Linked DNA regions of Homo sapiens: regions 1 and 3 are each linked to region 2. The links are chromatin loops, found by intact Hi-C in ENCODE. Cell type or tissue: Calu3. All regions are shown on one strand. Each heading gives the region's core, and the rest is flanking DNA. Links, peaks and the distances in the headings are about the cores only.

The links. Hi-C counts contacts between places; a loop is a spot of excess contacts. Peaks named below come from ENCODE experiments on the same cell type or tissue, not always from the same donor. Only the 100,000 strongest peaks of a DNase experiment are listed, where the experiment ranks them.
Region 1: it touches region 2 in a loop (3-fold over the local background); 4 of 110 quality-filtered maps call a loop at or near these places.
Region 3: it touches region 2 in a loop (2.8-fold over the local background); 2 of 110 quality-filtered maps call a loop at or near these places.

The regions. Positions count from the first base shown.
Region 1 is chr5:104,173,315-104,183,634 of GRCh38, reverse strand. No RefSeq gene overlaps it. Among named protein-coding and RNA genes, the nearest start is that of NIHCOLE, 98 kb to the right of the region's middle. In Calu3, for the core only: a CTCF peak has its summit at 4,330 (motif pointing right); a DNase peak (open chromatin) is centred at 4,364.
Region 2 is chr5:103,227,700-103,238,019 of GRCh38, reverse strand. No RefSeq gene overlaps it. Among named protein-coding and RNA genes, the nearest start is that of MACIR, 26 kb to the left of the region's middle. In Calu3, for the core only: CTCF peaks have their summits at 5,230 and 5,429; a DNase peak (open chromatin) is centred at 5,399.
Region 3 is chr5:103,370,409-103,380,728 of GRCh38, reverse strand. No RefSeq gene overlaps it. Among named protein-coding and RNA genes, the nearest start is that of MACIR, 120 kb to the right of the region's middle. In Calu3, for the core only: a CTCF peak has its summit at 5,259 (motif pointing right); a DNase peak (open chromatin) is centred at 5,248.

The DNA of each region.
Region 1 (10,320 bases), core at 765-8,764, 950 kb before region 2:
AGTAGCTCATAAAAAGAAGGTTAACATAATTAGTCATTAACAACATGCAAATGAAAACCGCAATGAAATACCACTTCATAGCCATTAGGATGATTACTACCAAAAAGACAATAACAATGTGGATGAGTGTTACAGATTGGATTTTGTCTCCCCAAAAAAGATATATTGAAGTCCTAAACCTCAGTACCTCAGAATGTGACCTTATCTGCAAACCAGGTTTTTGTAGATGCAGTCAAGTTAAGATGAGGTCACCACTGGGGGACTTAATCCAGTATAACTGTTTTCTTTATTAAGAAGGGAAATTTGAACACAGAAATAGACAAGAACACAACAAGAATTCCATGTAATGATGAAGACAGAGATACAAATGATATTATTTACAAGACAAAAAACACCAGAAGTTATGAGAGTGGCATAAAACAGATTCTCTTAGAGCCCTTGGATGGAACAAACCTTGCAAACATCTTGATCATGGACTTCTAGTGGGCATTACTGTGAGAAAATAAATTTTTTAAGCCACACAATTTGTGATTCTTTGTTATGACAACCCTAGTGAGCTAATATAGCCATAATGTGGAGAGGCTGTAACCCTCATACACTGCTGGTGAAAATGTAAAATGGTACTGTCACTGTGGAAAAGGGTTTTGCAGTTCCTACAATGTTGAACATAGTGTTACTATCTCACCCAGCAATTATATACCTAGGTATATTCCCAAGAGAAATGAAAATACACATCTACATAAAAATTTGTACAAGAATCTTCATAGTAACCTTATTCCCAATTACCAAAAAGTGGAAACAATACCAGTGTGTATCAACTGATGAATGGATTAAATAATGTGGTATATCCATACATGTAATATTATTTGGTCACAAATAGTAATGAACTACTGAAAGTGTTTCAATATAAACACTTGAAATGGTTAGACTAAGTAAAAAAAAAAAAAAATCAGACACAAAAGTACAGGTATTGAAACGGCTATGTTGTCTGGGGTATATATGCAGTGTTCATCATCTCATGCCAGGAAAATTTAGGACATAGACACACACAAGTTTAAGAGTGGAGGTTTAATAGGCAGAAGAAAAGAGAAAGAAAAGCTGCTCTCACTATTAAGAGAGGGGACTCCTGAGTGGAAAAAAATGGCTGGCAGCAGATGTGCTAGGTTTTACAGTCCAGCTTGCAGAGACAGTGTCTGAATTACGTAGGGATCACAGATTGGTTCAGTCAGGTATGGTGTATGCGTAGTGTGCAGGGAAGACTCGTTGCTCCACCCTAACCTTACCATGCAAATGAATTCTCCCCTCAGCCCGTGCCATCTCGTCTGATCCTTACTGTACAAGTGGCTGGCGGCTAAGGGAAGATGTAGCTGCCATCTTGAACATGTCTAGTTTCTAGTTCCTGCCAGCATTCACCAGTGCAAGCTCCCAGCTTTCTTGCTTTCTTTCTTTCCATTTATTTGTTTATTTACTTATTTGTTTATTTATTTTGAGATGGAATCTCGCTGTCTTGCCCAGGCTGGAGTGCAATGACGTGATCTCAGCTCACTGCAACCTCTGCCTCCCAGGTTCAAGCAATTCTCCTGCCTCAGCCTCCCGAGTATCTGGGATTACAGGCACCTGCCATCACACCCAGCTAGTTTTTGTATTTTTGGTAGAGACGGGGTTTCACTATGTCGGCCAGGCTGGTCTTGAACTCCTGACCTCAGGTGTTGCACCCACCTTGGCCTTCCAAAGTGCTGGGATTACAGGCATGAGCCACCAGGCCCAGACCCTAGCTTTCTTTTCTATGTCTGAAGTTTGACTTTACAGGCTGCTCTTTGTTGGAAAATTATGTGTGGCTGCTTTTTATTAAAAAGAAAAGCCTTACTGAGGACTACACTACCCTTACTATCTGCTAAAGTGATTTCTTCTTAACTCCTATGTCCTTCCTCACTCAGGAGTGGTAACCCTAACTGCTGTTAGGGGTGTTGGTCAATGACTCTTTCTGGCTACTTCCTGCTGAAAAGCAGTGTGAGGAACAGAAAGTAGGGATCCTCCTGGGGTTGAACTAAGAGTCCTCGGAAGAAAGGCGTGTCCATGTGTGGTTCACTCTGCAGCACCATTTGGAATTGGATTGCTTCTAGGCAAGAGTAAACAATTTGAGTAACAGTATTGAGTAGACAAGGTCCAGACGTTAATATAAAACATATGAGCAAGAGGGGGCACTAACCAGTTAACAATGTCACTAGCCAGTTTCACGAAGAAGACTAGAATTCATTAAAGAGGGATTGTAGCCATCCAGGGCTGGAGCCTGCATTTTCTTTTAATCTGTAATTGATTTTAACTTGATCTTTAAGCAACTGTAGGTTTTCTTCTACTTGACTAGAGGTGTTGATCTGGAAGCAGCATTTTTCATTTAAGACTCCCAGGTCCCCCTCCTTTGGCTGTAAGGACATCTAGGGCCTGTCTATTCTGTATTACTACTGAGGCTAAAGAGTTTATGGATTATTGTTGTGCTTTATTAGTGCCTCTCTCAGTCTTTCCAAGAAGGCTGTAGGATTCTCATCTGGCTTTTGATCTATCATGAACAGTTTAGAGTAATTAAGAGGTTTAGTCCAAGTTTTTCTGGCACTAGATCTGGGTCCTGGCACTTGTTGAATGTGCTGCCCATAGTTGCAGGTGTGACCTTAAATATGCACATTAAAAAATGTTTCCTTTTCCATTCATCTGTAGCATCATTAGGGCCCCAATTAGAGTTGTCAAGAGGAACTGCTTTCCTTCCTTTTGGGAATGGAGTTTCCATTATTTCTTCACCTTCCCTATTTTCTCTTTTCTTTTAGACCTACTACGGGAGACACATTGCTCATTTCTGAATTTCTCTGCTGCCTACAGAGCTACCTGCCTCTCAGCTGTGGTTAGGGTTTGGCTTAGGAGCAGCATAACATCCCTCCAGGAGAGGTCAAATACCTGAGTTAAATTTTGGATGGCTTCTATATACCTATCAGTGTCATCAGAAAATTGGCTTAGGTCTCCCTTTACTTGCCTAAGAGCTTGCAATGAGGAGGGAACTTGAACCCTAATGGCATCACCTCCATTGGGCCTTTCCTGTAGAGGGAACAGTGAATGTGTGAAAGTGGGAAACTTTGGAGATGGTGGAGGTGGAAGATCTGTGGCATGGTTGGAAGTGGCCCCAGATAAGGGAGACTGGAAGGGCTGGCACACTCAATAGCTGCCTCAGATGGTTTCTGCAGAATTTGCTTTTCTAGTCTTGGGGAATCATTCCCCTTGGGACCGTCTGACATGATAGGTAAAAGGGCTGAGTCAATTGTGCAATGTTTGCAAAGATATGGGTTGTCACGCAGAGCAAAAGAAAGCCTGCACATAAGGTACCTTGGACCATTTGCCCTCCCATCTGCAGAAAAGATCTAACTGTCAGTTAATATTAAAATTAAGCTTCCTTCCACAAGCCAGGCTGGTTCAAGAGGGTAAAAAGACCATGCCCTTATGCAAAAGAAAATGGGCCATGTTTTCTTCAAAGTCTCAGGGTCAAAGGAGTCCCAGTGCTTCAGAATGCACTCCAGAGGAGTACAGCCCGAAGATAACCTGTTACCCATCTAGAAAGAGAAGTGAGAAAAAGGTATCCCTTTTGCCTTCTTCCTTTTGGTATGACCCAGAGTTGGGAGGAAGACAGTGTGGGTGTCCCCCAGCTGTTTCCCCTCCGTGGTTCCTGGGTCCTGGCACCTTGTTGAATGTGCCACCCATGGTTGCAGGTGTGACCCCCAGCCATGGAACCAGAGGAACTAAGAGATTGGGATTAGTCACGCCCACCATGCAGCTGTAGTTCTCTGCCTGTGATTCCCCTTTGACTTCCTAGACTTGTATGACCTGCCTAGCTCCCCGAAAAAAAAAAAGGATCTCTCGAGAGACTATGTGAAAGTTGCTTTTGGGAAACTTTTGCACTTTCCTCCTTAATGGAGGAAGTGGGTTGATTTGGGCTCCATATCCTACTGTTATAGCCCATGCTAAAGCATTTAACCTTAGAAAATGGTTCTGGTTAACTTCTGAACTTAAAAATCCCCTTACTAATTAAATACCATTCTAATTAGAGGCAGAATAGGTGACTTAAAGGAATGTGGGAACCAAATGGCTATTTTCCTGCTGATGGGACAGTATTGAGACTAGAATTTAGCTCCGGATAATATGTTACTCCTAGTTGTTGAAGGCAGAATTTCGCCATTTACAGGAGCATGAAGGCTGGTTTCTAGTAGAGAGGCACAAAAAGGGAAGAGAATTGGTAAGCTAAGAGTGTTTTGGTAACGAACCAATGGTGTGCCTCATGGAGATTATCTCGATGCCACTAGGTGGTGCTGTTGACCTTGAAATGCTATGTGCTCGCCACACCAAGGGCAGAGTGACGTTGACATGCCATGTGTTCTTCAGACCAAGGGCAGAGAGAGACCTGGAAATGCCATGTGCTCTCCAGACCAGGGGCAGAGAGTGACCTAGAAATGCCAGGTGCTCTCCAGACCACGGGCAGAGAGTATGCTCGGTGTAGAAGGGAGACCCTCTGTTTTTAGAAAATCAGAAAGACGCCTTCCCTTGAGCTATATCCCCAGTTACTACAATACTCCTTGATCTTGCCAAATAAGATTACTTCCCTGAACTGTAAAACTTCCCACATATTGCATATGCAGAGAGCATAGGAGATATGGCAGTTGTGGAGAGGAAAGGAGGAAATTACAATAGAAAAGTTGGAGATTATGTAGCCGACACCCCATTGGGTGGTCAGAGGTTGGGGTCAGTCCAGAAGCCTTTGGATAAAACCAGGGGATAGCCCCAGCCAGGAATCCTTAGTTGCACTGAAACCTCTTTCAGCCCCATGCAACAGTTAAGTCCTCCATGAAAGGAAGCTGGTTCAAACATGGCCAACATGTCCAGCAACCCGTGGTTGCAGGGGATTCTCCATGTTCTCCTCAGCAAGCTTCACATCTAGGTCTTTAAGAACAGCAGCCACATTAACTGTGTTTTTACCTGGCTGACAGATGCCCTTTATTGATTTGATTTGGTTCTAAAATGGAGGGCAAGAGCCCCGAAATGAAAGGACAGAGTTGGAGTTTGCTCCTCTACTCACCATTTTGATAAATGTTTTACCTTGGTATCCTGGACGAGATCTCCAGTATAAAGCAACTATGTTGTCTGGGTTATATACCCAGGGTTCATCGTCTCAAGCCAGGAAAATTTAGGACATGGTCGCATACTAAAAGTTTAGGAGCAGGGGTTTAATAGGCAGAAGGAAAGAGAAAGAAAAACAGCTCTCTCTATTGAGAGGGGACTTCCGAGCAGAAGGAAAGAGAAAGAAAAACAGCTCTCTCTATTGAGAGAAGACTTCCGAGCAGAAAAAACCAGCTGGCGGTGGACACACCAGTTTTTATATCCCGGCTTGAGGAGGCAGTGTCTGATTTACACAGCGTTCACAGATTGGTTAGATCAGGTATGATGTTTACATAGGGTTCAGGGACGGCTGGTTGCCCCATCCTAATCTTAATATAAAAATAAATTCTCCCCTTGGCCAGTACCATCTTGTCTGATCTTTATTGTACACGTGGCTGGCAGAGAAGGAAAGATGGAGCCACCATCTTGAACATGTGTATCCCCTAGTTCCTGCTGGCATTCACCTGTGCAAACTCCCAGCTTTCTTGTCTGTTTGCAGCTTGTCTTTACTGTCTGCTCTTTGTTAGAAAATAATTTGTGGCTGCTTTTCATTAAAAAGAAAAGCCTTACCAAGGACTCTCATACCCTTATTATCTGCTTAAGTGATTCCTTCTTAACTCCTATATCACTATTGTATACTTTCATTTATATGCCAAGTAGGCAAATTCATAGAGGTGGAAAGTGGATTAGTGGTCGCCAGGGTCATAAGTATGGAAACACATTGAGCCATATGGAGTGAAGAAAGTGTTCTGAAATTAGATTGTGGTAGTGTTTATGCAACGTTGAGATATACTATTAAAACTCCAGTAAATTGTATACTTTACATGTATAAATTTTATAGTATATGAATATCTCAAAACTATATTTCAAAAAATAAAAACGAAATTTAAAATTATAAGTGCATAACTGAAACTAGAATGTAGCATACTAACCCTAAACATCTAGCATACTAACCCGTAAATCTATATTAAACATGGCTTTTCCTCAGAAGATATTCCATAATACAAAAATGATGTCAAACAAATAGAAATTGAGCAGAAGAGCTGAAAGCCATAATCTTATAGGCTTGAGTTGTCAGAGAATCCAATAGGACTTCCAAAAGAGAGGGATTATAGTGAATAGAATCCTAAAATCTCCACATAAATAGCCGCTTAACCTCTTTACAGACAGTTAAATTATACATGGAGGGAGAACAGACACCAGAAAACAGCAAGTTAAAAGCTCAAAGTAGTAAGCAAAGATTTAAGATACCGTCCACCTCAGAAAGAGGGAGTTTGCAGTTTAAACACTTCCAGATGAGAGGGTTTTGGTCAACATCTCAGGCTTTCCATAGATCTGCCCTAACAAAGTGTAGATCAAGAATTACAACTTCAAAGTTATCAATCAGTAGTTTAGCCTGGTAGAACAAAATCCACATTTCAGGGCAAGATGATAGAATTCAAAATTTAGACAATGTATCATTCACAATGGTAAGGGTATGACAAAATATTAACAGACATGAGAAAAAGGAAGTAAATATGATCCACTATAAATAAAATAAATATTCCTAAGAAACAAACTCCTCATATACCCAGTTAATAGAATTGATAGTCAAGGACCTATCTATTATAAATATGTTCAATGACTTAAAATAACTGAGCTGAGACTGCACCACTGCACTCCAGCCTGGGCGACAAGAGTGAGACTCCATCTAAATAAATAAACAAAACACAAAATATGCATTACATAAATATATAACATAATGAACATCTGTATAAAAAGATGTTTTCAAAAATTTGTGGTTGTGATCACTTATTAAAAAAACAAAAATCCAACTGGGACGTTAATGAGATTTCAGTGAATCTATATCAATTTGGGGAAAATTAACCTATTAAAAATATTGAGTCTTCCAATCAATGAGTATAATTTATCTATTTCTATTATCAGTGTTCTATAGTTTTCAGCATACTGATATTAAAAATACATTCTACTATATTTATACCTAATATTCACTTTTTTATACTTGTGTAAGTGGTATTGGTCTTCATGTTGTATTCCAATTGTTATTTGCTAATATATAGAAACAACAGTTTTGCTGTATTTAGTTTGAATCCTCTGTCTCATCCCGACTCACTTGTTAATTCTAGAAGTGTCCCCCATTAGATTTTTGAAATCTAAGAGATGCAGTATTATTCCTTTCTTTCTAATCTATTTATTATTCATTTTTATTGCCTTATTACACAAGGCAAATCTTCCAACAGGGTGAAATTATGTAAGAGGAAATGCTTGCTTTGTTTCCTATCTCAGTGAGAGTATTCAGTCTTTTACAATTAAGTATAAGGTTAACTGTGAATTTGTTTTAGATACATTTTATGAAGTTAAGAAAGTTTCCTTCACATTTTTCTTGAGTTGCTGAGATTTTTATCATGAAAACATTAAATTTTATCTAATACTAGTTCATACATCTAACTTTATAATTATTTATTCTTCTTTAGTCTACTGATCCAACAAATTATTGATTTTCAAATGCTGAACCAACCTTGCATCCCTAGGAAAAATATAAATTGACCATAATGTATTTCTGTATTTTATACATTGTAGGATATAGTTTGAAAATATTTCATCAAAGATTTTTGCAACTATGTTCATGAGAGATAGTGATATATAGGTTTTTTGTGTTTATTTATTTATATATTGCTTTCAGTATAGACTAAGGCTGTCTTCATACAATAAATTGTGAAGTATTCTTTCCTCCCTTTTTTGAAAGAGAGGTATAGAATTGGTATTGTTTCTTTATTGTTTGGCAGAATAGGGCAGTGAAATAATTTTGGTCTGTAGTTTTCTCCCTTGGATGATTTTAACCATAAATTTTATATATTGTATATAATTAAGTGTAATGAGATGGCCTGCTTTTCCTTGAGTGTTTTGTTAGCTTCTGTCTTTCAAAGAATTAATCAATATTATCTAACTTTTCAAAATTGTGAGCCTAGGGTTTATTATGGTATTGCTGTATTGTTATTTTTACATCTGTGGGATTTAGTAGTGATAATCTCCTTTTCATTCTGATATTTATAAATGTGCCTTCTGTCTTTTTCCTGATCAATCTAACAAATTTTTATCACTTTTCTTGATCTGTTTGAAGAAGCAGTATTTCATGTCATTGGTTTTTTTCATTGCTTTGGTGTATCTAATTTCATCAATATCTGCTATTATCTTTATTATTTTTATTTTTCTTCTGGCTTTAGTTTTTATTCGCTCTTCTTTTTCTAGTTTTTTGAGGTAGAGGTTTATATTACTGATTTGAGAACTTTCTCCTCTTCTTATGTGATCATTTAATGCTGTAAATTTTAATCTCAGCAGCTTGAGCAGCTTCCCACAAATTTTGAAATAATTTCTTCTTTTAAAATGCAATTCAAAATATTATAAAAACTTTTTTGAGACTTCTAAATTGAACTATTAAGTATTTACAATTAAGTTGTTTAATTTTCCAATAATTAGGAATTTTCCTGATATCTTTTTGTTATTGACTTCTAGTTCAATTCTGTTACAATCTGTAAAAAATAGTTTGAATGATGTTTTATTATTTTAATTTTATTGAGTTTGTTTAGTGGCCCTAAATATAATATATATATAGATTAATGTTTTGTGTGCATTTTGAAAAAATATATGTTTGATTGTTTTTGGCTGGAGTTTTCTATTAAAATTAATTTGATTTAGTGGGCAGATAATGTTGGCCAATTCCTCATTTTAGTTTTCCCATGTTTCCTTCCAGTTTTATCAGAGTTTTCCTTATGTATTTCAAAGTTCTGTTGCTATGTGAATATACATTTAGAATTGGTATGTCTTCTTGGTGAATTGACTCCTTTGTCATTATGAAATGTTCTTTATTATCACTAATATGAATTTATACTCTGAAATCTAGCTTTTATAATGTTAATATGAATACTCTAGCTATAAATTTTGTAGATGACCAAGATTTCATTATTAGCGCTGAAACAACATATTTTTTTGGCTTCCTACATAAACTGTGGTAGCAGATCCTCTGATACTAATTGTTTTTATCAAACCAAAGAATCTGAAATTACATTTTCTCCAAGATTCTGACAATTGCTTTTCTCTCATACTTTGTTTCTTTTGCTGCTGTGAATATTTATCTTTTTTTCCTGAGTATTCACATTTCTATTAGCGAATAATGAGAGTTTCATTTAAGTGCTAGTCTATTTTAAACCAAAAGTCTCATAATTGACTTTCAACTTATCTCATTAGAGCCTGATTTTGATAGCATGTCTTTATTTTATAAAGCATATTGTCATTTAACATAAGGAATAAATGTTGGAAGCCACAAAAAATTGAATATAATAGAGTGACCTTTTACAGTCAGTTGCACATGAGTATAGCCTTAAAAAATATAAAGGTTAACAAATGTGTCTGGCTTTAGACACTTACAGACAATCTAATTTAAGAGTCTATTCAGGTTGCAGGATAATATAAAGGAAAGAGTATTGAACCAGAATTGGGAAGACTTATATTTGATACTTATTTTCACAACTTACTAGTAACCTTAGGGAAGACATTTAGTATTCAAAAGCCTCAGCTTCTTAGTAATAAGAAATAGAGACAACCTGACAACTATCAACAGACTTCTTATGAGGCCCAAACTAATTATCTATAGTGAGAGCATTATAAAGTGTTACAAAATCATTTGCTTTTATTAAGTTGATTTAGTGTTAGGTTCTTTAACAAATATTGTAAGGCATTATTGTATTAGTTAGGGTTCTCCAGAGGGACAGAACTAATAGGATATATGTATGTATAAAAGGGAGTTTATTAAGAATTGACTAACATGATCACAAGTTGGAGTTCCAAAATAGGCCATCTGCAAGTTGAGGAGCAAGGAAGCCAGTGGTGGATCAGTTCAAGTCCAGAAACCTCAACAGTTGGGAAGCTGACAGTGCAGCCTTTGGTCTGTGGCCAAAGGCCCAAGAAATGGTAAATCACTGGTGTAAGTCCAAGAGTCCAAAAGCTGAAGAACTTGGAGTCTGATGTTAGAGGGGAGGAAGCATCCAGCACAGGAGAAAAATGAATACTGGAAGACTCAGCAAGTCTGCTCTTCCACTTTCTCCTGCCTGCTTTATTCTAGCCACAGTGGCA
Region 2 (10,320 bases), core at 1,606-9,605:
TGTGCAAATTAAAAAGAATGTGGACTCTGTCCCTGTTGGGTGGAGTGTTCTATAAACATTGGTCAGGTCAAGTTGGTTGATGATAGTGTTTTTCAAGTCTTCTATGTCCTTACTGCTTACTGATTTTTTTGTCTTTTTTTTTCCTATCAATTTTTCTGTTTGATGTTTCCATATGGTTAAATTGAAGTGAAATACGATTGACTATGTGATGTTCTGTCTTCCTCAAGGTATCACATCTGGAGACACATCTGTCCTTCACTGATGATGGTAATTTTGATCATTAGGTCAAAGTGTTGCCCAATGTACCCATTCTAGAAGTACTGCTTTTTATTAATCTGCCTTGCAATTAATAAGCAATTTATGGGGAAGCACGTTAAGATCATGCAGATATCCTACTCCTCATCAACACTTCCTCCTGGATATAGCACCTGCTGATGATTCTCATCGTCTTCAAATAGCTCGGGGAAAAAAAGTATATATTTGCCTGCTCTTAACATTATGTGTTTGTATGTGTGTGTGTGTGTGTGTGTGTGTGTGTGTGTGTGTGTGTGTGAGAGAGAGAGAGAGAGAGAGCACTCAAATAGGATAAAATGTTAAGAGTAGGTGAATTTGGGTAAAGGTTAAGGAGTGTTTGTTCTTTATACTGTTTTTATTTTTGCAATATATTATATGTTTAAAATTCTTTCTGTATAAATTAATCACAAAATTTATTGCAAATGTTAATTCACCTTTAAATAATACATATATGCTTTAAATATATCTTTAAAATATGTATAGTAGATATTATATAATAAATATATTATACATAATAAATTATATATAATTTAATTTATTTTAAAATATATAATATAAATATATAATTTAACATGTATAATATGTATTACATATTAAACATATATTAATGTATATTATATATTTAATATATTATACATATATTAATGTATATTATATATTTAATATATTATACATATATTTATATATTCTTTTAATTTATTGAAAAATAAATATATTAAAATACATATTGATATTTAAATATATAAATATATATTGTATATTTATATTTTTCAATATATATTTTTATATATATTTATAGGACTTTTTTATATAAAAGTTTTATATCTATCTTTAAAGATACATTATATCTTTATAATCTTACAAATAAATATATCTTTAAAAATATATGTTTACATATTCTTCATACAGATATACATAGTTAAATAATAGTTTAAACCCCAAATGATATTACCAGAGATTAAGGAGTGGAGGAGGACAAGTATGAGGAAATAAAAACATTCTCATCTGTTAAGGTAGACTGAGTCGAAAGTCAGTTTCAATCTTGACTTCCATAATTAGAAACCTCTTTGTTCAAGAGTAAGTACAAACAAGAACGGAAAACCATACAAATCAATGCAGAAGATAAAAGCAAAAGAAGCCTATTCTTTGTATTGAAAGAGTAAAAACTGGCACTGAAACATAATAAAAACTTAAAACAAGATGGCAGACATTAGAACAAACATTATAGTTATACAAAGATTTTTAGAGACGTCGGGATTTTAAGAAAATGTTCATAATATAACATTAAGTAAAATGTGTAAGATGTGAAATATATTCAAAATGACCTCAGTTATGTTAAACACACACGCATATATTCAACATGGAAAAAAGGACTATAAGGAAATAATCAGTGTAGTTGTTTCTGGCTAGTGGGATTTTACATATTTTTTACTTGCTTAGTTATAATTTTATGTTTTTGAAAATTATCTGTAGTGTGCACAAATTACTTTTATACCAAAATATGAGTTATATTTTTAAAAAGAAAAATATAGCCTTTTCCATTCCTATTTCTGAAGCTAAATCTGATTAAATGGTGCAAGAAATGACATCAAGACCTTCTGCCTAACATTTTTCATGAAATATGTAAGTCTGCCCCTCAGGCAACATTGCTGAGGTAACATGTTTTATCACTTAAGTTGTTTTACCTAGAACACTATCCTCCACATCGATTTTAGTTTCATCTTGGGTATATAAAAGGTTATATCAAGAAGCTACAGGTATAAACATTAATGTCAGTCACTTTTGATTAAGGTGAAGAATTGTCTCCCATTTCAGAGGACACAGAAGAGGGGGAGTTTTCTCTTTATATTTGCAGTTGAAGTTTGCACTACTCAATGGTATGGGATCACCCTCAGCAGTGTCTTGTGTTCCACTTGATGGATTTGAAAAGGCAGCATACAGTGTGGGCACTGGAGTCAGGTGACCTGGGCTGGCGTCCTGGCCTGTGAGTTAGTAAATGTATTCATGCCTCAGTTCTCTTATCTGTGAAATGGGGGTGACAATAATAGTACCTACCCTATAGGGTTATTTTGAGGATTTCATGAATTAATATTTGTAATGTGCTCTGAACAGTGCCTGCCACACAGTGAGCGATGTAGAAATCTTAATAAATAAAATTCACTATTACTAAATTACAGACTAAGGCACTTCTTCAGTCTTTTGTTCCCTATAGTAACAAGAAATAGTTCTGAGTCTTGCCTTACTCAAAATTGTGAAACACTTCATTTCTCCATTAGGCTCCCACTCCCTTTTGGCCTTCCCATCTTTTGGGTACAGTGATTTTCAGTCCTTTCTTGATTCTTCATCACTTCCTCAGAAGTTACGTCTCCTCATGAATGCTGCTCTCTTGCAGCTCTGCTCTCTACTTCAGAGGACTGTGGCTGGTGATAATTTCCACACTAACTTACTTACTGTTGCTCCATTGCACAGGGCCTTTCTGGAGACAAGACCTTCATCTGTCTTTTCCAGAATTTTGCTAAACAGAACACTAGTCAGAGGGATATTGACAAGCATGCTGAAAGAAAAAGTATTCTGACCTCCTATAAAGTTAGTAAATACACTGGGTTTAGCAAAATTAACCTTTGCAATTTCAAAGACTCCATAATATGCTAATATATATATCCAAGTGGGGAGGACAAAGTGTACAGCATTTTCCAAATAAAAGTCAAATTAGCCTTTTATTTCTTCTATATATTACTATTAATACCTGGAAGTATTGGCAGAACATCACATTGAAAAATGCCGCCTTTACTGAAAGGAGTGGCATTCTACAGTGAAAACACCCTATGCCTATGGTCTTGTGGAAAAGAAATGTTTCTGAAGGCACGATTCAAATTACTCCATTTTGCTTTCGTGGCCAGAGCTGGTTTACCACCATAATCCCAGAAGTAATCCAATCTCCCTCATGCTGCCACAAACATCATGCATGTACTCATTCTACAAATACCTAATGAGGGCTTGCTAGTACCAGGAGCTGTTCTGAACAAGCACCTCTGACTTTTTTCCTTAATTGAAACAAATATTCTTACCTGTTGTTCTTTCTGCTCACAGGACTGTGTGCTGAGGATAGGAAAAACTGAATCAGGCATTCAAGAAAGAGATTTTCCCCTCCCTTTGGGCCCTAGAGGGCTGAGCCAGCCCCGAGGTGTGGATGGAAGAGTATGTGAGTTCTGTTTGGTCCACTCTTCCCAGTACACTATTTTGGCATGTACACCTTCATTCAGTCCTCAGTAGGAGGGCTGTATGACTCAGAGCCAAGAAAGTTACAAGGGCTGATTAGAAGGAAAATTATGAAAACAGAAAATACCATGTTAAGCACATTATACATGTTAAATCTGTTTTCACTCTACTTGAAGAAGACAAAGTATTTTCCTGTCTCTGGACCAGACCCAAGCAAGTTACAAGGGCTGATTAGAAGAACAATGATGAAAACAGAAAATATTTACCATGTTAAGTACTTTATTCATGTTAAATATATTTTCACTCTACTTGGAGAAGGCTAGGTATTTTCCTGTCTCTGGATGAGAACTTAGGCAGGTCCCATAATAGTTTTCATAACTTCAGTAATAACATAAATTGTCTAATCCCCTCTAGGTACAAGAATATTCTTGTTTTTGTAATGAAAATGTTTGGTGCAGTGTAACAGTTAACGTTCCAAAGTCACTTCAGAGTGAGCGTTCCTTCCCTGCCCCAGCATGGCCTGCTTTGGACTGAAAGTCGGCAGTGAAAAAGCTGGGACTGGTCGGGCAGATTTCTTCCCTCTTGCTCTCCATGAGTCTTATTTCAGAGTTGGAGTTGGGGTAAGGGTGGGAGGAGAAGTAAAGAACAGGAAAGTTTTACTCGTCTGGCACAGATCTATCCTCTGGGACCACCCTGGGGTGATCTCTCCGTGCTTATTGTTTCTCTGGTTGACTCCTCAAAGACACTGCTGCTGGGGCCCTTGGACTGTGAGGCTGGCAATACCTCGCCCCAACCAGAAACCACTGTTCTTTCCACATGCCCTGTGCATGTATCTGATGGCCCATCCCCTTTATGGGTATCACATTGTCCTTTCAGATAGGGATTCTTAATACCCTTGGAGTTTATTTCTGGTCTGTGAGAAACACTTGTGCTTTTTTGCCGGTTAGCCATACAAGTGTACATTACTTCCAGTGCAGCTCTTTTCTCTTGGCCCTGTGCCCTCAGCCTTAAGCAGCCATAACCTCTCACAGTTTTCATGTGCTTCATTGCTAGGGGTCTCATGTCAACAACTCCCAGTGACTCTCTTGAGGATCCCTTTCTCATTTAGTTGAGAAAAAATATTACCCACCCTGCACTATGGTGATTATGCACAGTTCTCCAACAACTTTCTCTCAATAAGTTGTCTTTTAAAAGAATCCATTCATTCACCTGTCCATATTCTTTTATATGCTTGAGGCATGTATTGAGCTAAAGTTTGCAGTTGTTGACCATCCCCTTTGCAAGTACTGCATCAATGGTCTATCTAACACATTGCTACAAAATGTAGAGGTACTCTGAATCTGTCATTTCATTCTGGGCCTTTGGGGATTCAGTGAAAACTGATGTAGAGATTTTCACTTTAACATCCTGGTACACAATCTGTCTCTGCTTTTAAATGATAGGGGTTCTTTGGTTAATCACTAGATTCTAGTCAGTAGAATATAAGCTTCATAAAGGCAAGGATTTCCGTCGTTTTTCTAAGATGCTATCTCCCCAGCTCGTTGAACAAATGTGACGTATAGAAGGAATTCAACAAAATTTTGTTAAATTCATGTAGTATTTTACATATAAGAAAATTTAAGCTTATAAAAGATAAACTTTTCAAAGATTATTCAGACAGTAAACTATAGATCCAGGATTTGAATAGTGACAGAAAGTAACTAATGGTGACAGTAAGTAATAAATCAGATGTTTTATTTAAACTTTTATTTTGTGAATATTTATGTGACCTGGTATTTGCATAGAGATTTTAAATTCATCTTATTTTCATAGAAATCTTCTGGAATTTGGTGGTCCTGTATTTCAGACAGTCATGCTAGCGCGTCTACTGGACTACATAGCTATCTAACCTTGGGTGGCCACACTGTCATCTGGTGTTAGATATATGAATTGCAAGTTCATTGTCACTATATTACAGGCTGTTAAGGAAATAATCATAATTTTCTAAACTTTACATTCATCAACTCATTTAATCGTCATAACAACCCTATAAAATAGGTTATGTGCCCATTTTATGGATTAATTTACAGAACCACAACATGATTCCAGGCTATCCAGCTCCTAAAGTTACTTTCAACTCTTATATTCTACTATTTCTCTAATGTAGGAGCATTCAAGATTTTTAGATTCAGGAATCCACTTCTGAGTTAGCCAAATATATTTTTATTAGATAACAATAGTATGCAAGAGATTTGACTAAAACATGAATCAAGTACAAATAGACAGAAAAGTTATTCATGGTTATTTTCCTTTGTTCTTAATTCTTAATAATGCTCTACTTATTGGACACAGATTCAGGGAAAGTAAACTTTAAAAGCACAGAATGAAATATTGAATTTTTATATTAGTTTTCTAGATCTGCCAAAACAAAATACCCGACTGGGTCGCTTGAACACAGAAATTTATTTTATCAGAGTTCTGGAAGCTAGAGGTCCAACTTCAAGATGTTAGCAGGTTCCGTTTCTTCTCAGGCTTTTCTCTCTGCCTTGTAGATGGCCACCTTCCCACTGTACCCTTATACAGCCATCACCCCTTGGTTTTTGTGTGTCTGTGTCCTAATCTCTTCTTATAAGGACATCAGTCATATGGATGAGGGTCTACCCATATGACCTTGTTTTACTTTAATTATCTCTTTAAAGGTCCTGTCTCTAAGTACAGTCTCATTTTGAGGTACTAGGAGTTAGGACTTCAACATATGAATCTGTGGGGAACACAATTCAGCCCATAAGAAATTTTATTCTAAAGGACTATCATCAACCAGATCACTCTATTTCAATAATGTCTAAGGACCTCTGCTTTCTTACTCTTTGCTATGGTTTCAACGCTTTTGTTCCCTCTAAAACTCATTTGTTGAAAACTTAGTTTCCAATGCAATAGTGTTGGAAGGTGAGACCTAATAGGAAGTGTTTAGGTCATGGGATCTCCACCCTCATGAATGAATTAATACCACTATAAAAAGGGCTTCTTCGAATAGGTTCTCTTTCTCTTGTTTTTCTGCCAAAAAAGAAGTTCCTCCTTTCTGGAGGATACAACATTCAATGCACTATATTGGAAGCAGAAAGACCAAGTCTTAACCTCCTAACACCTACATCTGAACTTCCCAACTTCCAGAAATGTGAGATAATAAATTTCTATTCATAATAAATTATCTATCTGTTATTGTGTTATAGTGGTACAAAACAGATTAAGATGCTCTTCTACAACCTGCTTATTTGATTTTATGGGGTTATAAACAAGTCCATTAGCTATCTAGCTAATGCTGGAAGGAGGGTAGTATGGTTTGGCTCCATGTCCCCACCCAAATCTCACCTCGAATTGTAATCCCCATAATCCCCACATGTCAAGGGCAGGACCAGGTGGAGGTAATTGGATCATGGGGGTGGTTTCCCCATGCTGTTCTTGTGATAGTGAGTGAGTTCTTACAAGATCTGATGGATTTATAAGCGTCTGGCATTTCCCCTGCGTGCACTCACTCCAGTCTGCCACCCTGTGAAGAAGGTGCCTGCTTCTCCTTTACCTTCTGCCATGATTGTAAGTTTTCTGAGGCCTCCCCAGCAATGCGGAACTGTGAGTCAATTAAACCTCTTCCCTTTATAAATTACCTAGTCTTGGGTATTTCTTCATAGCAGTGTGAGAATGGACTAATACAGAGGTGAAACTGAAAACTATTATACTATTTACTCACATAATTTTCTTCTTCATTTCTTAGTATTTTACTGCTGATCCAAGTCAGAAAAAAAATCAGGTATTTCACCAACTATAATGAAGCCTACTTTTTAATATTTATCATCACTAATTCAACAAGCAATATGCAAGAATTCACATGTGATACTGTTGTAAAATAATGAGCCAGCTGGAAACATCTACTTTTTTATGTTTAATTTCCATTTTTTCTTTGTTTCGAATTTTTTATTTGTGATTATTGGGGTACATGTACAGGTTTGTTACAAGGGTATATAGCATGATGCTGAGGTTTAGGATTTTATTGATCCCATCACCCTGATAGTGAACATAGTATCCCACAGAAAAATTTTCAGCCCTTACCCACCTCACTGCCTCCCCTCTTCTGGAGTTGCTAGTGTCTATTCTTCTCATGTTTAGGTCTGTACGTACTTGATGTTTAGCTCCCACTTAAGAGAACCTGCAAGTTTTGGTTTTCTGTTTCTGTTAATTTGCTTAGGATAATGGCCTCCAGCTGCGTCTGTGTTGCTGCAAAGAACATGATTTCATTCTTTTTGTGGCTGTGTAGTATTCCATGGTGTACATGTACTACATTTTCTTTAAGCTACTGTTGATGGGCACCGACATGGTGATTCCATGTTTTTGCTATTGTGAATAGTGTTGTGACAAACATATGAATGCAGGTGGGTTTTTTTGTAGAACAATTTATTTCCTTTGGGTATTAATCCTGTTAATGGGGTTGCTGGGTTTAATGGTAGTTCTATTTTTCGCTCTGTGAGAAAACTCCAAATTTCTCTCCTTGGGGGCTGAACTAATTTACATTCTAACCAACAGTATATAAGTGTTCCCTCTTCTCCACAGTCTTGCCAACATCTGTTATTTTTTGACTTTTTAATAATTGTCTTCTTTTGAGAAGTGTCTGTTCATGTACTTTGCTTCTTTTTAAATGGGGTTTATTTGTTTTTCACTGGATTATTTAAGTTCCTTATAGATTCTAAATATTAGACCTATGTCAGATGCATCATTTGCAAATCTTTTCTCCCATTCCATTTATATTTATATATAAACAGAGCAAATGAGTCTTAAATATTCTCTCAATTCATATGTTGTCTGTTTGTGTGTGTATATAAGTTTTTAATATATATAAGTATATATATTTATATATAAACAGAACAAACAGGTCTTACATTTAAATCTTTAATCCATCGTGAGTTAGTTTTTACACACAGTAAAAGGTAAGGGTCCAGTTTCATTCTTCTGCATGTGGCTAGCCAGCTAGCCCAGCAATATTTATTCAGTAGAGAGTCTTCCCTTATTGCTTATTTTTTTCAAGTTTGTCCAAGGTCAATTGGTTGTAGGTGTGTGGCTTTATTTCTGGAGTTTCTATTCTGTTCCATTTGTCTATGTGTCTATTTTTGTACCAGTACCATGCTGTTTTGGTTGATGTAGCCTTGTAGTATAGTTTGAAGTTGAGTAATGTGATGCCCCTGGCTTTATTGTTTTTGCCTAAGTTTGGTTTGGCTATTCAGGTTCTTTTTTGGTTCCATATAAATTTAAGAACACTTTTTTTCTAATTCTGCAAAAAACGACATTGGTAATTTGATAGGAATAGTATTGAATCTATAGATTGCTTTGAGCAGTATGGACATTTTAATGATATTGATTCTTCCAATAGCATGGAATGTTTTTCCATCTGTTTGTGTCATCTGTGATTTCTTTCAGCAGTGTTTTGTAGTTCTCCTTGTAAAGATCTTTCACCTCCTTGGTTAGATGTAATCCTGGGAATTTATTCTTTGGTGGCCATTGTAAATGAGGTTCTGGTCTTGATTTGGCTCTCAGCTTGAATGTTATTGGTGCATAGAAATGCTACTGATTTTTGTATGTTGACTTTGTATCCTGAAACTTTACTGAAGTCGTATATCAGGTCTAGGGGCCTTTTGGCAGAGTCTTTAGGGTTTTCTAGGTATGGCATCATATTGTCAGTTAAGATCAATAATTTCACTTCCTCTTTTCCTATTTGGATGACTTTTTCTCTTGTCTGATTTCTTTGACTTGGACTTCCAGTAATATGTTTAATAGGAGTGGTGGCAGTGAACATCCTTGTGTTGTTTTAGTTCTTCAAGGAGATGCCTCCAGCTTTTGCCTGTGCAGTATGGTGTTGGCTGTGTGTTTGTCACAGATGGCTCTTGTTATTTTGAGGTATGTTCCTTCAATGCCTAGTATTTTAAGGGTTTTCATAATGAAGGGATGTTAAATTTTATTGAATGCTTTTCTGTATCTATTGGGGTGATCATATAGTTTTTGTTTTAACATTCTGTTTATGTGTTGAATCACGCTTATTGATTTGTGTATATTGGACCAACCCTGCATCCCAGAAATAAAGCCTACTTGATTGTGGTGAATTAACTTTTTGATATGCTGCTGGATTCAGTTTGCTCATGTTTTGTTAAGGATTTTTGCATCTAAGTTCATGAGACATATTGGTATGTAGTTTTCGTTTTGCATTGTGTCCTTTGCCAGATTTTGGTATCAGGATGACACTGGTTTCATGGAATGAGTCAGAGAGGAATCTCTCCTCCCCAGTTTTTCAGAATAGTTTTAGTAGGATTGGTACTCGCTCTTGTTTATACATATGGTAAAAATTGATTAGGAATCCATCTGGGGTTCCAGAACTTTTTGGTTGGTATATTTTTTATTACTGATTCGATTTTGGAACTCGTTATTGATCTGTCTAGGGTTTTGATTTCATCCTGATTCAATCTTGGATATGTGTTTCTAAGAATTTATCCATTTCCTTTAGATTTTCTAGTTTGTGCACATAGATGTGTCAGTAATAGTCTCTGAGGATCTTTTGTATTTCTGTAGGATCAGTTGTCATATCACCTTAGTTATTCCTTATTGTGCTTATTTGGATCTCTCTGTTTTTCTTTGTTAATCTAGCTAGGAATCTATCAACCTTATTTATCCTTTCAAAGTACAAACTTTTCATTTTGTTGATCCTTTGTATGTTTCTTTGAAGGACTCAATTTCATTTAGTTCTGCTCTGATTTTAGTTATTTCTTCTACTGGCTTTGGGATTTGTTTCTA
Region 3 (10,320 bases), core at 1,119-9,118, 140 kb before region 2:
TAATATCCAGAATCTACAAGGAAGTTAAACAAATTTACAAGGAAAAAATAAAACCAACCCCATCAAAAAGCAGGTGAAGGAAATGAATAGACACTTCCCAAAAGAAGACATTTATGTGGCCAGCAAACATGAAAAAAAGCTCATCATCACTGATCATTAGAGAAATGCGAATCAAAACCACAATGAGCTATGAACTCATGCCAGTTAGAATGGTGATCACTAAAAAGTCAGGAAAAAACAGATGCTGGAGAGGATGTGGAGAAACAGGAACACTTTTACACTGTTAGTGGGAATGTAAATTAGATCAACCATTATGGAAGACAGTGTGGCTATTCCTCAAGGATCTAGAACCAGAAACACCTTTGACTCTGCAATCTTATTACTGGCTATATACCCAAAGGATTATAAATCATTCTACTATAAAGACATATGCACAAGTATGTTTACTGCAGGACTACTTACAATAGCAAAGCTTGGAACCAACCCAAATGTCCGTCAATAATAGACTGGATAAAGAAAATGTGGCACATATACACCATGGAATACTATGCAGCCATAAAAAATAATGAGTTCATGTCCTTTGCAGGGACATGGATGAAGCTGGAAACCATCATTCTCAGCAAACTAACACAGGAACAGAAAACCAAACACTGCACGTTGTCACTCATAAGTGGGAGTTGAATAATGAGAACACATGGATACAGGGAGGGGAACATCACACACTGAGGCCTGTCAGGGGTTGGGGGGCAGGGAGAAGGAGAGCATTAGGAGAAATACCCAATATAGATGACGAGTTGATGGGTACAGCAAACCACCATGGCACATGTATACCTATGTAACAAACCTGCATGTTCTGCACATGTATCCCAGAACTTAAAGTATCATATATACATATATATATATATTTAAGAATTGCGTAAAGGTCTCTTGGCAGTGATGGGAAGTGTGGCCAGTCAGCCTGGGTATGTGTGCTTCTCAAACCACATTCAACCTGTGCATAGTAGTAGGCAAGGAGTTGGGTTGAACTTAAGTGGGGTTTTACCAGGTAAGTATGACAAAGGGATGAAGCAAGGGAGTTGAGTTAATAACCCACTTGATGGGCTTATGATGTGGAATAATTAATGCAACTATTTCTAAGCATTTTGTAAATTCTGTTCCCAAGAATATTGTTTTACCAATCAGAATAGATTAAGTTGCACTCCCTTAGAAGTAGAACTAGCCCATGACTAGCTTCATTATTGATATAAAGCACATATGTATGTATATGTGTGTGTATGTGTGTGTGTGTGTGTGTGTGTGTGTGTGTGTGTGTGTATGGAACAGGGTTAGTCTCTTATTAAATTTTTCTACTTGAGTTGGCTCTGGACCTTAAATTATGATCCCTTACCCAATGAGGCTACCAAAACCAAAGTGTAATTTTTACCATGTTATAAAATACCTCTGGAGCACATGGCTTCAGTGCTCAGATTCTTTTTTGAGTTATTTTTCCCTAAATTTTGGTTTGGTAATTCCTTAATGTATTTTTAATTCCTCAATGTTTTAAAAGAGACATTTTTATATTATATTCAGCATTTCTTGTCATTTTCAGCAGGAGGAATGCGTCCAAATAATCTAGTCGACCATTAGCAAAGTGGAAATCATGATATTTCTTCAGGAACTCTCTCATCAGCACAGATATGGAAGTAGAAAAAAATAGGCATTTTGTTTCATCGAGGACTGAGGTTTTGCCAAGTTAGAATAGTAGAAAGAGGATGTGGCAAGTCAGCTTAGGGTATTAGTACAGCAGTGTTTGAAGTCTTGAATTATAAAACATGAGAAGGATAAGAAGAGAATAAAAGTATGAGAAATGTTTGAAACATTGAAAATAGAGGGTAAAGAGAATGGAGGTTTCAGTGAGGTCAAAGGATTGGTATATCAGCAACAGCTTAGTAAGTAACCTAAATGGACAGGAAGTTGTGGTCAAAAGGAAGAAAATCTAGTTTTTTGATTTTCAAGATGGAGAAGTTTTTTGTGTCTATGGAACTATACAATGGTTGACAAGGTTATTTTGAAGATGAAAAAGCCAGAAATCTGAGATTTTGAAGTCACCCAAGATGAGGTCAGAACTAAAAGTAGAACAAAAGACCATGGCAGACCCAGAGCCTTTAGAGACTGAATGGGAATGATTATTCCAAGGGTAGATTTCAGGGACAAGGTAACAGAGAAGGTATACCAATGTCATCTGCCTCAAGACAAGAGGAATTTGCATGAAGGGGCAAGAATAATCATCTAGAATAGCTTGAAGGGATAAGGTGATGCAGATTTTACATCCAATTTTGAGGAATGTTGGAAGTAGGACAATTGTGATAAGTTATATTTAGAAAACAACCAAATAAGATTTCTAGATATGAAATGATTCTTGGCTTTCATCATGTCTCTGTGGATCCCAGGGAGACTGTAAGATTCACTTTTCTTCCTTCAATAAGCAAGAAATAAAAAGTAAGAAGAGATTCCAGAAAGTTACAGACAATTTAACATCAAAGCATTAGTTTTATTAATAGTCCAGGCAAATTTTCAATAACCTCTAACATTGAAGGATCTCTGGGTATAGATGGTATGGCAAACATGATTTAGAACAACTCTCTAGCTGTATGGTACACTATGTACCCTGAACACCACATAAAAATACTCAAAGAATTTCCACAGAAAATACCCAAGGAACCTGAGTTCACCACTAGAAACAATACAAAGCTCACAAGTACACCAGTACCTTGTAATTCAATGAGGATAAAACAGCAGAATCAAACCTACAATAGCTTCATATACTAGAATTAATTGCATAGAATTTAAAGTAAATATCCTTGATATGTTTAAAGAAGCAAAAGAGGAGATATGAAAATACAAATAAGATGACTAGGCAGATTTGAAAAAAAGCTAAATAGGACTTCTAGATCTGGAAAAAAGGAAGGAAATAGCCGGGCATGGTGGCTTACGCTTGTAATCCCAGCACTTTGGGAGGCCTAGGCAGGCAGATCACGAGGTCAGGAGATTGAGACCATCCTGGTTAACACAGTGAAACCCCATCTCTACTAAAAATATAAAAATTAGCCGGGTGTGGTGGCAGGCGCCTGTAGTCCCAGCTACTCGGAAGGCTGAGGCAGGAGAATTGCTTGAACCTGGGAGGCAGAGGTTGCAGCAAGTGAGACAAGATCACGCCACTGCACTCCAGCCTGGGCAACAGAGCAAGACTGTCAAAAAAAAAAAAAAAAAAAAAAAAAAGGAAGAAAATGACAAAGATAAGAGATGAAATAAATGAAATTGAGACTAGAAAAGCCACAGAAAAGACCAACAACACTAAACATTGGTTTTTGGAAAACAAAATTGACAAACCTTTAGTTACACTAAGAAAAAAAAGAGGGAAGACCCAAATAAAATCAGAAATAAAAAAGCCAACTGATACCACAGAAATACACAGAGTCTAAACAGACTACTATGAACAATTGTACACAAATTGGATAACCTAGAAGAAATGAATAAAGCCCTAGAAACTTACACATCTACCAAGATTGAATCACGAAGAAATAGAAAATCTTAACTGATAATAAGTAAGGAAATTGAATCAGAAAACAGATCTGTAGAAATACCCAGGATGCAGCACAGAGATCCTATGTGACGAAAAATAGAGTTAAGAAAAATGGAGACTAGAATGAGAGATTCTAAGAAATTCAACCAGAGTTTCAAGAGCAGAGAAGATATGGGGAGAGACAATATTCAGAGTTTATGGCTAATAATTGATGAAAGAACAACAAATCTCAAGCAGGAAAAATAAAAAGAAATTCACATCTAAATTTATTTGAGCAACATTAAAGAACACCAAAGACCAAGAGAAGATCTTAGCAACAGATTACCTACAATGAACTACAGCAGGGATCAGGAAACTTTTTCCCATACAGGACCAAATAGTAAATATTTTATGTTTTGCAGGTCTTAGGGTTCGCTTTTGCAGCTATTCAACTCTGCTGTTTTCATGCAGAAGAATCCACAGACAATATGCAGACAAATAACCATGTTTGTGTTCTGATAAAACTTTATTTACAGAAACAAGCAGCAAGACAGATTTTTTTGCTCAAGTCATAGTTTGCCAACCCATGAACTACAAAATAACCCCAACTTTTCAACAGCAACAAAGGCAGCCAAAGAAAAAGGTTTAGTCCTGAAGTCAAGTGGTTGTCTTCTACTACCTCCCCAAGTTCCTCATTGCCCACTCAACCTGAGCAACCCAGTGTAGCCTGAGAAACCAGCATTGAGAAGCTGCTAGTCTATCTATCTCAATGAACCTTGAACTGCAAGGCAAGCCTACTGATAAATGCAGCCTAATGACTACAGGTCTCGCCAATCAGAAAACTGCTCTCCACCTCTTCAACAATATCCTCTACTAAAGTTGCTCAATATAACCAATGTAAACAAAATATTTAACCAAGGAGCTCACTGGAGGGATCTAGAATCTGTTTTTAATCTCCCCAGCCCTCACATTACCCCCCATCCCCCAGTCAAACAGGGAAAGGTCCATGTACATATCAACATAGGCTCATCATTTTTACAATGATTACCAATATTTCATCCAAGGAGCTAAATAACAGATCAGCTTACGGAAGGATTACGGCCACAGACTTCTGTGAATACATCAAAACAATAATGCCAGGAAGATGAATATTCCTCTAGGAATGCAATTGTGGATACTAAGATGACCAGGTGAGAAAAAGGGTGTTTCTGGGGATTTCTTTTCATCTTCTCATGTTAGTGCTCAAAACAGGGCCAATAGACAGTAACAAGGACTGCAAGCAAAACTGCATCAGGCTCCAGAGACAAAACAAAAGGCAATGTTGCAAACACCAACACACCCTGACAAGCATGTTCAGGCAGGGGTCCCAGAAGTTCAGGTTAGCATTAATCGTTGTTCCTAACTGCTGTCAGTTAACTCTCCCAAGCCCTCTCCAGGCCAAGCCATCATCCTATGAAACATGTTGTCTTCCCTTATAATGCATTTTCTGTCTTGCCAGTAACAGAATCTGTGGCTTTGGTGTTCTTTTACAGAAACACTGATCAAATTACTCTAAGACCTTTTTGTGTGCTCTGGGTTACTGGGCAGAATTCCAGAAACAAATGCTTACATTATCCTCAAATAGAATACCTTACTTTCCAAGTCTTCTCAGAAGTAGCTGTTTCTCAGTCATTTTAAGCTTGGCTATTGATAAAGGTACACACACTTGACATCCCAGCCTCTGGCCGCTAGGTGACACAGGCCATTATGTAATCTCATAACCTCTAAAATAATTCCAATAAAGGTCCATTATTGCTACAGCATCCAATACTCTACAGTAGAAATGTAAACAGGTCAATTTTCTTTTAATCTAGTCCCTTCACATTGCAGGCTTCTTTCCTAACCTTAAAAGTCTATTTGTGATTTTCATTCCATTTGTTTAAGAAACTGATACCTATTCTATTATTTAAGTGCTCAGAAGAAAAAAAAAACACACATTATTTTTTTTTTCCTAATATGTTTCAGTGTTTTGCAACACTTTGAAAGTTCTTTCTAATTGCATCTAGAAAAGCTATCACTTAGAATAGGAATAAGAATAAAAGATAATTATGTAATTCATTCTAATTTTACAGTTGGGAAAATTGAGGTATATCATTTAAATGATTTGTCAGAAACTGACAATGTCAGAATTGAGTGCAGTATTCATTCTACTGATTTTCTCACTATACCATATATATCTTAACATTTGAACTGTTTTATTTGCTCTATGACCCCAGGATTTCTATAACTTTTTATTTTCCTACAAACACTACTGATTACATGCTTTGCCTGTATCTTTACAGAAAATACATAGGATTAACAGAGGCTGACAATGAATATTTATCGTGCCAATTTGACTTTCATTTGACCTTGAAGTGCCATTGTTACTTAATGTGAAGATATCAAGATGATAGCACCGCAGATGCTGCCAAATGAAAATTTTGCTGCAATGAGCTTTTTATGAAATATCGAGGCTAAGCAGAGAACCAGTTCCTCTGACTAAAATAATCTCAGTCACTCCCTTCCCTAAATCACAGTGTGGAGGCTGCTGGCACTCTGGGCTTTCCATTGCCAGCAACGACACCCTGAATGTGCTTTGCTAGGAAACATCCAAGATCAAGAGATGGTCCTTTTTACTGCAGATTGTGAGTATTCATTTCCATAGGTTTACATTCAAAACAAAGGTTTTGTTTATGTGGGTATTTTAAAATATCATGGTTTTCAACAACCTCATTTGTATGAAGGTAAAAAATATCTCACTCTGAACAGGAAAGGAAATGGTGTACTTTCCATCTAAGCAGCATGTCACTCACATCTTCGAGGTGCACTGCATTCTCTCTCCTCTGTTGCAGCCCTACTCAGCCCCCATCCTCCCTTTGGGTGGAAAACCTAACAGCCCACACTGTACCTGAACAGGAAAAGAGTTTATTATTCACTTGACACCTTTGACTTTCCACTAAGTGAGGTCAACCTAGCTTACGTTTAGAGAAAGAAAAGGAAATCACAATGAGAGATGCTCTAAGTGGGACAACTAGGATGTGCTGTGCATAAGGAATGCAACAGTACAGACGACCCGAGGTGTTTTCAGCTCTCATTGTGTCACCTGGCTGAGGCACTCTGTATCACGTGATATTTACTGAGCCGCTGGGAGAGACTGAGATCACATTTACTGTTCTACTGAGAAACTCCAAGGGCAGGCAGCTTTCTGCAGGGACAGGTTTAGGAGATAAGAGGCATGCTGCATTCCTCCATGGGTACAGAAAGCCAAAGGCTTCTCCATTCAGTAGCATGAAGCAGTGGCTGAGGTGGAAAGAGAAATATGGTCCAGCCATAGTTCAAGAAAACTCCCTGACAACGCCATGGTAACCTTTCATTCTACTGACTGCAATGGCCCCACTGTTCTGTTCCTGGCACGATGCTCAGTGCTAGCCAGGATTCATTTATCCCTATTCGGCTCAAGTTGTAGTCACATAATAGAATGCACAGTGACAAGATTTCTTGAGGCTTTCAGGTGCATTCAGCCTGGCAGGCTATGGGTTGCTACCTTTCTAGGTCCAATGGTTAAATGAAGGCACCTATTGCTTCCAGACTCTAGTAGGAAACCAAACAGATGCTATCTAGTATTAGTCACTTAGGAGACAATTAAAGATCATTTCATGGGCCAAGCGCGGTGGCTCACGCCTGTAATCCCAGCACTTTGGGAGGCCAAGGCAGGTGGATCATCTGAAGTCAGGAGTTCAAGACCAGCCCGGCCAACATGGTGAAACCCCATCTCTACTAAAAAAAAATACAAAAATTACCCAGGTGTGGTGGCGGGCACCTGTAATCCCAGCTACTAAGGAGGCTGAGGCAGGAGAATCGCTTGAACCTGGGAGGTGGAGGTTACAGTGAGCCAAGATTGTGCCACTGCATTTCAGCCTGGGCAACAAGAGTGAAACTTCATCTCAAAAAAAAAATATATATATATATACACGTATATACGCATGTGTATATATATATATACACACACACACGTGTATATATATATATATATATATATCATTTCATTCATTTATACAACCAAATATTTTAGAGTACCAGCTATGTCCCAGGCATTATACCTAGCTCTGCCTGATACAAATATAAATAAAACATAGCCTGGAGGAACTCACAGGTAAGTAAGGAAGGGAGAGAAGTATGCATATAACACAATATGGTGAGTGCACGATTAGAGATGAGTACAGGGTCTTGAGAGACAGAATGAAATGGGTAAAAATACTTCAAGGAAGTGATGCCTGGGAAAGAAAAGGGGGTGATAAATGGAAGAGCATTTCAAGCAAAAGGAAAAATATAAGCAAAGGTAAAATCATGAAGTAAAATGCTATGTGTGTGCGTGGCTTGCTAGTGCTGGAACATAAAATGTGTGTGCATCACAGTAATGGCAACCAGACAGCAGGGAGCCAGGCAGAGGCCAGGTCAAGGAAGGCTCTATGACCTCTGCTAAGGAGCGTTATTCTGCAAACACGGGAGGGCGATTGAAAGCTCTGAGCAAGAGAGAGACAATCAATTTCCACTCTGGCAACAGTGTGGGAGAGCGGGCTCATGGGACCCAGACTAAAGGGAGGGAAAACAGAAGTATATTTCAAAAGCAAGGTAAATAATGATGAGGGCCTGTTTCTGCGCCCTCAGATAGTTGACCATCCAGTCTGGAAACCCCAGCATCTCCATTTGTGCATAGTGCACAATCAACCTTTAACCCACTGTAATGAATTCACCATGTAGTATTGCAAAATGTGCCAGACCTAACCTTGGAATGTCCCCCTAAAGCAGATGGAAGCTAGAAGAGAAAAAGCTCGGAAGTTCCATCCATCCCCCACCCTCTGCCCATTGCCTCCCCAATTGCCTAAGTGTGCTTCCTGAAAACACTTTCTGAATGCCCAGACCAACCCATATCTGGCTATGCTCTGGAACCAGCTTGCTTCTCTGGCCTTGGGTGGCTCTGCCACGCTATGTCCATTGCTCATTTTTCCTGCCTCTGCCCACTTCTGAGGGCTTGCCTGTTATCTGTTTTATGATTACTGTCATTTCTGCCCACTTTCTAAGTAAACCTGCAGAGTTGGCCTCCTGCACACCAGCTCAGCATTGCAGCTACTCAGATTCAATGTAATATCATGCTTGATGGGGTAAACAGTAAATTGTAGATCCATTCCCAAAGGTATGCACTGTTTCCTTCTTTCCAGTAAGATAACATCCAGGCTCCTTTTAGTCCTTCCAAGAGAAAGACTCATCCTCTCTTCACACCTGAGAGGTATTGTCACTCAAAATTTTCAAGCAGCAAAACTGACATGGTCCACAATTAACCCCCATCCTGCCAAGAGGAGCCTGTGCCAATGCTGTCAATTCCTGAACTGGACATTGCTGAGGAGAAGGTCTTCCTGGATTGGAGACTCTCCCTTCCTAAGTCACAGCCACTGTCACACTGCCAGCACCTCTGCTTTCCACTGCTGATGATAAAACCTTTCCTTTTCTGCTTTTATTAGAAAAGCAAAGAGAAAACAGTTGCCTGGGCACACTCTTATACATTTTCAGCTCTCTTCTCACTTCTCAGCTTTCAAGACGACAAAAAAATAAAAAAATAAAAATAAAAAAACAAAACAGGGATACACATTGCCACCCTTCCCATTCCCTACTATGAAATCTCGGCATTGCTTTCTGGATACCAGCATGAGGGGGTGGTATCTGAGGCAGGCAGCCTGTGCTTTCTCCCCTTCTGTCACAGTGTCACATGACATTAAAACTGCTGCTTACTTTTCTGCTTCCCCTTAGACTATAAACTCTCTGAAGAGACTGTGAATGTTTCCCCAATGTCCTCAGTTCTATCAGAGTATCTGAGAGTCTGTGGTTATTCCATTTATGTTGGCTGAATAAATAAATAGTCCCTGTTCCCAACTGCATGAGCAAATGGCCATTCAGTTAAGGCATGCCCCAGGCATTCTGAGGGCTGTACCTCTGAGATATCCATGACCTACAGGCTGCACCTGTACTGCACTTGAGAACACCCAGGCTTTGAAGCAAATATTTATCCTTTCAGGGGAGTTGTGATCCTAGGCTGGTGTCCTTGAATAATAGATGTTTAAAAAAATTATCAAAGAACAGAAAATTCTGCACAACTACTGAAAAACAAGAATAAAGAAACATGCATATTCTGTAAAAAGAAGTCAACACACATTTGAGAAGTAGCATCCATGCTGACTTCAAGTGACAAGGACTGAGTTGATGTTGGACAAAACTGTAAAAGGCAGTCTACTCTTATCCCTCTCTCTTCCCTACTGGCATCATCCCTACAGGCAGTAATTAAAATTAAAACCACAGTTCCTGCCAAGGGCTCATGACATGGGAAGACATTCATAGCAATATGTAACTTTTTGGGAGGTCAGAACTGTCAGGTCATGTCACATGTGGCATGAGACCAAGCATCTGGATCTGGGACTAGAGGTAATGTTCTAGATGTGTGCAGTCAGATCCCATGGTGTCCAAAGTGCACAATTAATTTTAGGCATCATTTAGACAACAACTGGCATTGATTAAAATCTATTGTAGAGGACATAGACTTCTGGCATAGCAGAGTGAGGAGCTCTGCTGATCTGCTCCCCAGTAATACTGGAGAAAATTATTTTTAGAAAAACAACCACTTAAAGTCTTAGAATGTTTTCCTAGGCACAAACAGCAAATGAAAACAAATATATGTATGTGTGTGTATATATATATATATATATATATAT